3 separate regions of the Homo sapiens genome follow, and regions 1 and 3 are each linked to region 2. Evidence: chromatin contacts called from ENCODE Hi-C data. All regions are on one chromosome and are shown on one strand. The core of a region is the stretch at or near the end of the contact, and the rest is flanking DNA. Distances in the headings are between cores, read along the strand shown. Region 1 overlaps SCEL (sciellin). Region 2 overlaps LINC00446 (long intergenic non-protein coding RNA 446). Region 3 has its middle 19 kb from the start of SCEL.

Region 1 (3,970 bases), core at 1,230-3,729, 480 kb after region 2:
TCTCCCCTTCTTTCTTACTGATATCTAAAGCCACATTTCTCAGGCTCTCTGAAGCTAGCAGTGACACATTTGTAGTTCTGACTATTACAATTGAAGTGGAAGTCCCTGGGAAGAATATGTCCTTTTGTGCTCCCCCACTCTTTTCTGAAACTAAGGTGGCTTGCAGGAGGGAGGAGCAGTCCTCTTGGACCTTAGTGACTGTGGGCAATCATAGGGACTAAATTCACACACGAAAAATAGCAGAGCAGGAAGTTAGAAGGGACCCGGTTCCTTGACAGTGTCATGGAGTTGCCACAATAGCCCTGTATTATCTACCTCTGAACTTCTCCTTCCAAGAGAAAAATAAACCGCCTCGTTTGTTTAAGAGATTTCTTTTCCTTTTTTTTTTTTTGTTGTTGTTGTTACTCAAGCCTTATGCTCTTCCTCCATGTCACTAAGCCATCGTGCAGCAAATAGAAGGTCCAAAAGTTGACAGGAGTCTACAAAAGATATGTGTGATTCTTTTATCAACAAAACATATGTGTTAAATGTTCCTAGCAAGAAGGATCACTTGTTAAGCCCCTACCAAGTACCACCGGCTGTACCACATGTTTTATGCACATTATCTTATTTAATCCTTCCAGGCCAGTACTATTATCTATAATTATGGGATCCCAAACCTCAGAGAGCTTAAATAACCTGCCCAAAGTACACAGTTAGAGGAAGAATCAGAAACTGCAGTTAGGTCTGTGTGACTGCAACACCAGAGCTCTTTTCAGTAAGTGATACTACATGTAACTCAAAGTGCCATGTGATATGACCCATACCAGGCACTCAGAGAAATGCCTGGAGTCCCAGATGATTGATGATCATGGGAGAGCAGGTGAGAGGAGCAGCAGGAATGAATGGCTGCCCCAACATTTCCTGATAGCTCAGCCTCAAAACTCACTCCCCAATGAACACACTGCAGCCAGAAGTGGCCTGAAGTGGCCTGACATGGTTCCTGACTGGACTCCTTCCCTGAATCTATCTCATACTGGATAGCTTGATAACGTTTCATTTTCTCTCGTAGTCCAGTGCTGGCCATTGATCAAGCTAACTGAGAAAGGAAACTATAATGTATTCTATTTACAGGTGATAATAGTTTCATAAGGATGCTGGGTTTTTCTTCTGAAATATAAATGAGCAATACTGTGGGAAATTAAATTTTTCTTATCAAAGATGCAAGCTGCCAAATCAGTGAAGGCCCCTGCCAGATGGCCCAAGCCAGAGAAAGTCTGCTCTTGAGTCTTTCTTTCCCTTTTGGCATCTCTCCTACATCTTTCACACAACCTCTTCCAGCCTCGCTGCTCTCTTCTTCTCTTAGGACCCATTGTCCATGTCACCCAAATCATCTCCTAATGCCCCCTCTTTGGGTGGCCCCAGAGCCATTTCTAGAAGCTTCCATGTAAAGCCTCTAAGGTGTAAACATTCCTGTCTCATCGACCTCTACTTCCGCAGACATTTTACTGCAGTAGTGTTCTTTCCATCTTCCCCAGGATATAAAACAGTACTTTATATATACATGGATATTTCTTTTTAGAAATAGTTCAACAATATATGTTTCTGTGAATAATATCCTTGTTAAAAATGCCCTTTTGTGGAATGGATTAGGGATTACTAGTCTCTCAAACTGGTAGTATTAAAAAAAATGCAGCCAAATTTTATTGTTTTGTAATTCTTTAAAGGAATTACTTATTTCAGGTACTGAGGTTATCCTGAGCTTCAAATCTACTCAACACCCACATATTGACACTTTGGTAGCCTCAGTTCAGCTAACTGGATTTATTTCTAAGTGCCACGTTTCAGTTTCATTCCAATTAAGTTTTTAGCTTCTCACAAAAAAGATGAAACTCTAATCTTGGCTTTTCAAAAGGCTGTTGCCAGTACATATGCCTACTGATTACAGACACCAGCAACTGTGTTTTAGAAGTGTAATATTATGACAAAAGATGTGTGAACGCTGTCTCTCTTATGCTGGGAAGTAGAAAAACCTTTACCTATGAAGCACTGAATGCATGTGTTGAAAATTATGATGTAAAATCATAACGTCAAAGTCTGAGGAGAGAGGGAAAAAATATTTTCAATTATTGGCCCATCTTTCATTTCCTCTTTGTGGCCAAACACCAGAAAGAGCTAGTTTTTATCTGCTGCCTACTGCTTCTGCCCAAGGACATTTGTCTTTAGGTTTTACATGAAATCACTCTGCTAAAGTTCTGAATCATGAAATCAATCAACTTTCGTAGCTCTTTTTGTATGCATTTGAAACTATCAGCATCTCCTATTTCTTACTTTTGTCTTCTTTTCAGCTTCTCCTCATCTCCCCATGCCCTTACTCAATTTCCTTCAGTATTTTCTATCTCTAATAACAGCACTTCCTCTGGGAGCATTTAGGTCCATTAGGTGACCCAATTGCCACTCCTCCCACCAGCCCAATCTGAGCCCCAGCTCCTCTTGTCCCAATGCCAAGAATTCCCTGAGCCAACTTTCACTTCAGTCCCCCAGCCTGATCTCAGCCCCAGCTCTTCCTGTCCCAGTGCCAAGAATTTCCTGGGCCAGTTCCCAGCTCAGCTAGAATCTTCATCATCTTTTGGGTCCTCTCAGCATAAAGACTTTAAAAATCTCACTCTTCCCTTCCCACCCAAGGACATAATGCCTCTTGGCTTACCTCACGAAGTCTTTACCACTCCCTGCTAACTTTCTCTTAAGAAAGATTGTGTGAACAAAGAAACTAAAATTGGTTAAAGAAGGGCTCATAGAGGAAAGAGAAAAGGAGAAATAAGGCAGAAAAGAAAAAAAGATGTGCAGCAGAAAGTAAATTAACACAATAAAGGATGATGGAAGAAAAGAGAAAAAAACAAGGACTTCAATTCTGACTGCTGAGATTTGGGGTCCTACAATAATAATAACTATTTTGAGCTTATATTTTATAGGTGTTGTCTCATTTAAGCCTTACATGCCTTTAGGTTGTTACTATTATTATACTTGTTCTTTAATGAAACTTAATGATGAATGGTTTCAGTGAAGTCAGAGTCTTCTTGCGGAAGGATAGGGCAGGAGTTGGAAATGTGGGCAGTGGTCGAAATGTAGGCAGATTTCTTTTCTGGAAGGAGTCTCAAGATGAGTAGTTTGCCTGAGGTTACATAACTAGTGAATCGCCCAGTTGGGATTCAAACTCAAATCAGCCTGACGCACAGTACCTATCTCAGAAGCCCGGGAAACAAAAAGGAGTCAACAGGAAGAAATTTACTCGACTAAAAAGTGGTAAATAAAAAAAGAACGAAATCATGTTCTTTGCAGCAACATGGATGCAGCTGGAGGTCATTATCCTAAGCGAATTAATGCAGAAACAGAAAACCAAATACCAAGTGTTTCCCCTTATAAGTGGGAACTAAACATTGGGTACTCATGGACATAAAGATGGCAACAATGGAGATCCATGGTGGAGCTCAACAGAGAAGAATTGGAGCAGACTTTCTTTGATCATTTTACCAAAGTATCATGAGATTTACATAGAGTGACATTTGGATATTTTAACTACCCCAAAATCTTTCAATCAATTTATCAAGCTTCTAATATATTTTTATAAATTACTATCTTTATAAAAGACCAAATGTCAATAGTTGCCCAGGGCAAATCTCTTTAGTGATGGAGAATATAAAAAAGCTAAAGTTGGCCGGGCGCGGTGGCTCACGCCTGTAGTCCCAGCACTTTGGGAGGCCGAGGCGGGCGGATCACGAGGTCAGGAGATCGAGACCATCCCGGCTAAAACGGTGAAACCCCGTCTCTACTAAAAATACAAAAAATTAGCCGGGCGTGGTGGTGGGCGCCTGTAGTCCCAGCTACTTGGGAGGCTGAGGCAGGAGAATGGCGTGAACCCGGGAGGCGGAGCTTGCAGTGAGCCGAGATCCCGCCACTGCACTCCAGCCTGGGCAACAGAGCGAGACTCCGT
Region 2 (3,771 bases), core at 1,038-3,537:
GAGGATAGAACAATTCATATCTTACTAGCATAAATAAAAGATAAATATTTAAGGTGAGGTGCATTCCAATTACCGTGATTTGACCTTTAGACATAATATGAATGTATCAAAATATCACATTTACCCTTAAAATATGTACATCTATTATGTATCAATAAAAAAACATACATACATAAAATTAGACACATTAGCAGTAAAGTTGTACTTGATAAAAGTTGTTATGATTAAAATCTAACAGAAGGACTGAAAAAAAGGTAAGGATTATTGTCCATGTTTAGGCATAAATTAGTATTGTATTCAAAATATAAATCCTTGTCTATTAAACATTTATATTGTAATATTTATGGATGAAATGATATAACATTTTATATTTGCTGCAAAATAATCTGGAAAAGTTGGTGAGCTATATAAGAAACAAAACTGGCAACGAGTTGATAATGGTCAAATGTGGGTGATGGGTGTGTCAGAGTTTATTTTACGATTTTTTTCTAAATTTGTATGCATTTGACATTTTCTTTAATAAAAAGGTCTTTAAGACATTCACTTCTTGCCAGTTCCACTATTGCTGCCTCATCAGTGCCACCATCCTCTCTTACCTGTGAGGCATATGAGAGCGCCCCTCTGGGTACTCCCTTTACCCATGGTAGCCTCCTTTAATCCATCCTCTTCATAACAGTCAGAGTGATCATTTAAAACTCAAATCAGCCAGGTGTGGTGGCTCACGCCTGTAATCCCAGCATTTTGGGAGGCCAAGGTGGGTGGATCACCTGAGGTCAGGAGTTCGAGACCAGCCTGGCCAACATGGTGAAACTCTGTCTCTACTAAGAATACTAAAATTAGCTGGGCATGGTGGCGTGTGCTTGTAATCCCAGCTACCTAGGAGACTAAGGCAGGAGAATCGCTCGAACTCAGGAGGTGGAGGTTGCAGTGAGCCAAGATTGCACCACTGCACTCCAGCCTGGGCAACAAGAGAGAAACTCCGTCAAAAACAACAACAACAACAAACTTAAATCATATCCCATCTTCTTCACCTTGTCTCCTTTAATGACCTTCCCCACACTTCTCATTCAACTGAAATAAAATCTAAACCCCTGACCCACAAGGTCCTTTGTAATCTGGACCCTGAACGTCTCTTCAGACTCATCCTACGTGTCTCTTCCTGATACTCTTGCCACCCGGAGATTCTTTCTGTCTCTCAAACATGCAAGCTATTCCCTTCTCAGGGCCTTTGTCCAAGCAATTCCCTCTAGCTGAAAGACTCTTCCCTGAGCCCTCTGAAGGGCCTGCTTCTTCCTGTTCTGGTTTCAGGGAGGCCTTTCCTGGTACTGCTAAGAAAAATGAGCCATTCTGTCATTGTCCATCACACAAGTCTGTTTCTTTGCTATTCTTTTATCACTGATATTTAGGTAGCCAGTTTGTTCATCTATTTTTACCCACTAAAATATAAGTCTTATTTGCACAAAAAAGAGGGCCTTTTTCTATGATGTCCCCTGTACCTAGAGCTGCCACTCAACAAATATTATTTGAATAAATCAATGAATTAATTTATACAAGATCTAAGTTTCTGTTTCAGTTCTACATTTGTGTGAGTCTTGTTTTAGTTAGTATGTGACCAGGAAGACTATACAGAAGAGTTCAGCTCTCCTCTTGTAGGCCTGTGACTTTGGGAATTAGCTTCTCCACGCCTCTGCCTATTTCTCTGTAAAAGGAGACTTCTACTAGATTATGAACGTTAAATCAAATTTTATTCTTCATCTACCTATATTCCAAGTACCCCTTTCTATTGTCAATAGTACTTAACACATTTTAAATTACATGTGTATTTATATTTATTTAAGTTATATACATTATATAATTAATATCTACCTCATCCTAGCTGTGAGAGCAAGGACCATATTTGTTTTCACTTGCTGTTGTATCCTAGTCAGTATCACAGTAATTGGCACATTCTAAGCTCAGTACTCATATATAGAATAAGGGAATAAGTGAGTAAGTGTTTACCTATACTACGCCCACTATATAACAATTCCTCAATAAAGAGTACTTTTGTTATAATGGAAATGGTGGCAGTTCTCTTAGCATTCACCCAAAGGATCAGGTGAATTAGGCCATACAACCAGATCTTTGAAATGGTCATGAATCTCAAATGCCCTTGTTGCAGGCAAAGAATTGGATGATAGGTTTCCCACACACCCACTGTAATCTCTGGTGCCAACACTCTTGGTTTGACAGCTGAATTCTCACTTCCTTCGTCTCTGAGCCTGCCATGATCATCTAAGTCAGCTGGCCTGTGTGGCTCACTGCTTTCACTTCCTGTTTGCTTACTCATTATTAAACCATTTCCTGACTTCTATGTTTTACCTCAGCCTGGGAACCTAAAAATGACTTTTCTTTGATTATTACCTGGCTTTCTAGGGCTTAAAATCCTGCCCTAAACTCTTAAGTGCACTACAGCTTTCTGACAAGAATAAAATAATGAAATAGAGTAGTAGAAACGAATACAATCCTCTTCTTTTATAGAATAAAATAGTAAGGAATGCTTCCTGGTACCTAACATATTTGGTTAGATTACAATATCACATTGCTATATTTCATAAAAGCATTTTATTTATACTGCCTATTAAGTGCATTGGCATCAAAATGTATTTTTTATTGTACCTAACTGGATTTGTGTTTAAACTTTTTTTGCCCCCATCCACCTTAGATTGGCCCTTACTAAATATATTTTTTTAAATGAACCAATTTTCTCAAGCCCATTTTGTATTTTGTTTCTGATTTCTAGAATATTGGCACTGTCACTTAGCATATTTTCTCTCAATTATAATTTCTATTACTTTCATTCATTGAAATGACTATGAGTTTGACCAGTATGTCTGTCTAAATTTGGAGAAGATCAATTATGTTAAATATATCAAATATTTGAAAATGGGATTAAAGAATCTTTCAATAACAGTAAAATGTTCTCTCTCTTGAAATAGATCTGAATTTGCCTACTATCAGAGACTTAAATGTAGAATAGACAAAACATAAGAAAAATTATTTAAGGAATATTTATTTATTACCTACAAGGACTAGGTTAACTGATACAGGATATGCTTTTTTAGTTTTACTTTGTGATTTTATGATTCTTATTTATAGTGTCTCTAGGACTTTCTATCTGGATACAATTCATTTAATTGCATCCAAGTTATTATCCTATTTAACACACAGGAGTTTTCATACTAATGTAGCATACTGATTTAACATTCCTTTTAAATACCATTTCATAATCTTAACTTTATTTCTAGAAAGTTGATAAAATATCTTAAAGCTGGGTTATGTACATGTCCCACTCAAAATTTATATAGAAGGCACAAGAAATAGCTTCATTCACTGCAGAACAATTTTGACATCTTTGATAAGAAAGCAAGAAGCCAAACTGCACGCTGGGATCATCTATCTTGAAAACAGTCCATGTTTTCACCCAGAGTCATCTGCAAAGACGCACAGACAGCTGCAGACCCGTCCTGCCCAGAGACGAGCCTTCCACAGAATCCTGATGAGGCTGCTGCCTGTAGTCCGTGGGGTAATGGCTGACCTCTGACCCTGCCTGACAGCCAGCACTTTTGTCATCTTTCTGTGCAACAAGTCAAATTAGGCTATAATTGCTGCACAGACAATGGGCTGTAATTACACATTCACGTCCCAGAGTCTGGTAGGAGGGAGATGATTGCGGCTGGAAGTGGACAAGGAGAAGTCAAAAAGTCAAAAGACAAACCACTTTTTGATACT
Region 3 (3,688 bases), core at 1,185-3,684, 510 kb after region 2:
AAAATGAAAACTTCATGCCAATAAATTTGAAAATTTAAACAAAATGGAAAAATTTCTAGACCAATATAGCTTACCCAAACAGATCAACAATAACAAAACCATATATCTGAACAATTCTGTTACCATTATTAAAAACGAAAATAAAGTCAGTAATTACAAATCTTTTCACAAAGAAAAGTCTAGGTCTAGAGGATTTCATAGGAAAGTTGGGCTTATCCTAGGAATACAAGATTGATTTAACATTACAAAATCAATTAATGTGGTTTACCACATTAACAGATTAAATGAGGGGAAAAATTACATGATTATCTCAGTGAATGTGGAAAAAGCATTGGAAAAACTTCAGCATCCACTCAGTTCACTGAGATAATCATGTAAGTATGAGTGGATGGAACATTCCTCAATCTGATTAAAAGTATCTACAAATCCTCCATCAATCACAGTATTTAAAGTTCATACCTTTCCCTTTAAGATTAGGAATAAGACAAGTATGATAACTATTGCCTCTTCCAGTCACCATTTTACTGGAAGTTTTAGCCAGTACAGTCAGACCTCCCAAAAAAAATTAAAAAGAAAGAAATAAAATTATCATCTCTCATGGATGATATGATTGTATATATAGAAAACCCAAAAAATCCATAAAAGTGTTTAGAATTTAAAAGAGAGTTAAGTCAGGTTTTAAAAATATATGCATAAAATAAACATACAAAAATCTGCATCTCTATATGTAAGTCACAACAGAAAAGGAAACAAAAATAGTGCTTAGAATAGCATCAAAACTATGAAACATCAAGAAAGAAATCTAACAAAAAACATGCAAGAACTCTGTGGAGAAAATTATTTAACTGTGTTGGAAGAAAGTAAAGAAGTGCTAAATATATAGCAAGATAAAAAATGTCTGACGGATTGGAAAAACTAATATTGTAATAATATTGTGGCTGAGGCTGGTAGTTGTCCATCACAGTCTATTTTCTTTTTCTTCCATGGTGTTAGAATGTGTTGGGTGCATGGTTACCCAGTTAGAACTACATTTCCCAGCCATGTTAGTTGGGTGTGCCCATGTCATTAATTTTCCTCCCACAGAACACAGGCTGAGACCATGCTGGGCCTTACGTTATCAGACTCTTTCCTCTTCCCATTGGCTGGAGTCAGTGAATTGCAACAGCCCAACATGGCCCACACTGGGAGTTTCTGGCTTTCTCTATGTTCTGTGTGATCTAAATGGTAATTATAGATAGGCATGCATGCAAAATTTGATTGAGCTACAAAACTAAAATTTGAACATTTTACTGTGTTTGTTTTACCTCCATTATAGCAAGTTTCACAAAAAATTAACTTGATTGCAAAAGAGGGTAAGCCTGAGTTTAGCACAATCATTTAGGATGGTGGTGCAGCATTTTAGGTGAGAGATAATATTAGCAAGAACTAGGGTGATGACTTGAAGAGATGAAGATGAATGATTTGAAATATATTAAAGGAGTTTAAATCCATAGGATCTGGTGTAGTGGATGGTGATGAATTTGGATGTGAGAGGTGAGGGAGACAGAAGCTTAGGGAAAGATTTCCAGTGTTCTAGATCTACTTAAACAAGTTGAACAAGGTGGCCCAGAAAGTATGGGTCTGGCCTGAGGAAGGAATCTCCAGCAGTTTTTCACACTTATTTGGAAAATAAGCCTGAGAGTCTCCAAGTCAGAATTTCCAAGAGCCACTCCTCCTCCATATTTCCAGGTTTACATGAAAATTAAGCAAAGCCTGAATCACACCAGAGCCTTCTATGGAAAAAAAGGAAATGAACGAACATTATTAGATTCTAAACTCTCTCACCAAATTATCTTCTGATCTTATGATTATAAAATTAAATTTTTGCAGAATTGCAGCTGGCATGTGTATTAATCCTGAATTGTTCTCCTTTTTGGTGATTATTACATATTAGCATTTTTAAAATTGATAATAACCCATATGATTGTTATTATAAGTAGCTAAATAATATTCCTTTGCATTCATAAAATCTATAAAATGGCTGGCATGAAGAAGTGACTGCTGTCACCAGAAATAGTTACTAGGGAAATGACATAAATCACACGATTGCATGAGACAGTGAAATCTACCTGAAAATCATACTTCCCATCAAAGCCAGCTCCCTCTAGACTGCTATTCTCTCTTCCCTTCAAAGCCAAGGGAAATTAACAGAGCAGAATATCTAGGCGCTAAGCAACAAGGACACACAGACCCAGAACACAGGGGCACCAAAGCTGCGCTCAGTCAGGCAAGCCATCCCCCAAGTAGTAAGGAACTGGCTCGAGAGTTTTGCTGAGGATCTGGGAGGAAATTGACTCAATCTAATGTACTCATCTAATGACTCAATCTAATGTAATGGAAATCACTGTACTGAATGAAGATGCAAGGGCAGAGAATCATTTGTTCTTACTAATAACAGCCCTGAAACATAACATGACCCACCTATCAGAGCCACATGAGTTTGTTCCCTGGGCAGTGTTTTCCATTGCCAAGGAAAGCTAAAAAGACTGTCTCCCTAAAGTCAGTCCTGAGACCAAGGCTGTTACTCCACAGCTAGAGAACCAGGAGGCTCAAGGAAAAGCAGCAAGAGTTTGCACTTGAAACACTCACTTTCAGCGGGTTGCAGAATTGCAGCTGGTGTGTGTATCAATCCTGAATTGTTCTCCTTTTTGGTGATTATTGCATATTAGCATTTGCACTCAGTTTCAGCAGGTTGGCCATTGAACACAATCTAGGAAATCTCTGCATAGTAGCTGTCAGGGATGCACAATGCAGGAGACTAGGTGATGCCAATAGGGTCTGTCTTAGCAATTCTATGGGAGTGTATTGTAAAGAGCTTAAAGATGAGTCATTGAAAGACAAATAAAATATATTTGTCTTCTACCTTTAAAAATATCCAATTCTGTCAATAGTTCTTAAAAAGCAATCAAGCAGTTAAAACAACAATCACAACAAAACCACCTTTGCAAATATTCGGTTCAGCTCCATAGATAATGTATTAGTTAATGGCTTTGCTGGGTATGTTTTAAATACTCACCATGTTAAACAGGAACTCTCTCCACCTGAGTTTTTCTGGAACTGCAACCTGTTATTTTGTTTTAATTAAAAGACATTATTTTTTAGAGCAGTGTTTAGTTTACAGAAAAAATTAAGTGGAAAGTACAGAGTTCCCAAATATACCCTTGCCCCCACCCTTAGCTGTCCCATTATTAACATCTGGTTTAATGTGGTGAATTTGTTAGAATTGGTAAGCCAATATTGATATACTGTTATTGATTAAAGTTCATAGTTCACATTAGTTCACTCTTGGTGTGGTACAGTTCTAAGGGTTTTGACAGATGCATATCACACATCCACCGTTACAGTATCATACAGAATAGTCACACTGCCCTAAAAATCTCCTGTGCTTCACCTTCTAATCTCTCTCTCCTCTTCCCCTTAACACCTGGCAACTACTGATCCTTTCATTGCCTCTATAGTTTTGCCTCTCCCAAAATGTCATGTTTGGAATCATACAGTATATAGCCTTTTCAGACTGGCTTCTTTCACTTAGCAATATGCATTTAAGGTCCAATGGTGCAACGTTCCATTTTTACTTAGTGAGTGGTGAAAAAAAGTATAAAGTTAGCAAATTTTAAAAGAAATACTCTTGGTATACACACAAGTCATT

What was found. Hi-C counts contacts between places; a loop is a spot of excess contacts on that map. Pooled maps may share reads with other maps.
Region 1: a pooled map shows a loop between it and region 2 (2.4-fold over the local background). The contact joins two enhancer-like sites. A Hi-C loop is called at or near these places in 1 of 37 single-sample maps with no recorded cell type and 2 of 50 pooled maps.
Region 3: a loop to region 2 is called in a pooled map, with 12 times the contacts of the local background. The contact joins two enhancer-like sites. A Hi-C loop is called at or near these places in 6 of 37 single-sample maps with no recorded cell type and 10 of 50 pooled maps.

Annotation. Positions count from the first base shown.
Region 1 is chr13:77,543,105-77,547,074 of GRCh38, reverse strand. All of the region lies in intron 1 of SCEL (sciellin), which reads right to left. Among named protein-coding and RNA genes, the nearest start is that of SCEL, 9.4 kb to the right of the region's middle. Within about 2 kb of position 2,479, at least 2 of the 41 ENCODE cell types and tissues checked have a DNase peak (open chromatin) inside an H3K27ac peak, as active enhancers do.
Region 2 is chr13:78,020,872-78,024,642 of GRCh38, reverse strand. The region is part of intron 2 of LINC00446 (long intergenic non-protein coding RNA 446); the gene reads right to left. Among named protein-coding and RNA genes, the nearest start is that of LINC00446, 9.9 kb to the right of the region's middle. Within about 2 kb of position 2,287, at least 10 of the 41 ENCODE cell types and tissues checked have a DNase peak (open chromatin) inside an H3K27ac peak, as active enhancers do.
Region 3 is chr13:77,515,122-77,518,809 of GRCh38, reverse strand. No RefSeq gene overlaps it. Among named protein-coding and RNA genes, the nearest start is that of SCEL, 19 kb to the left of the region's middle. Within about 2 kb of position 2,434, at least 2 of the 41 ENCODE cell types and tissues checked have a DNase peak (open chromatin) inside an H3K27ac peak, as active enhancers do.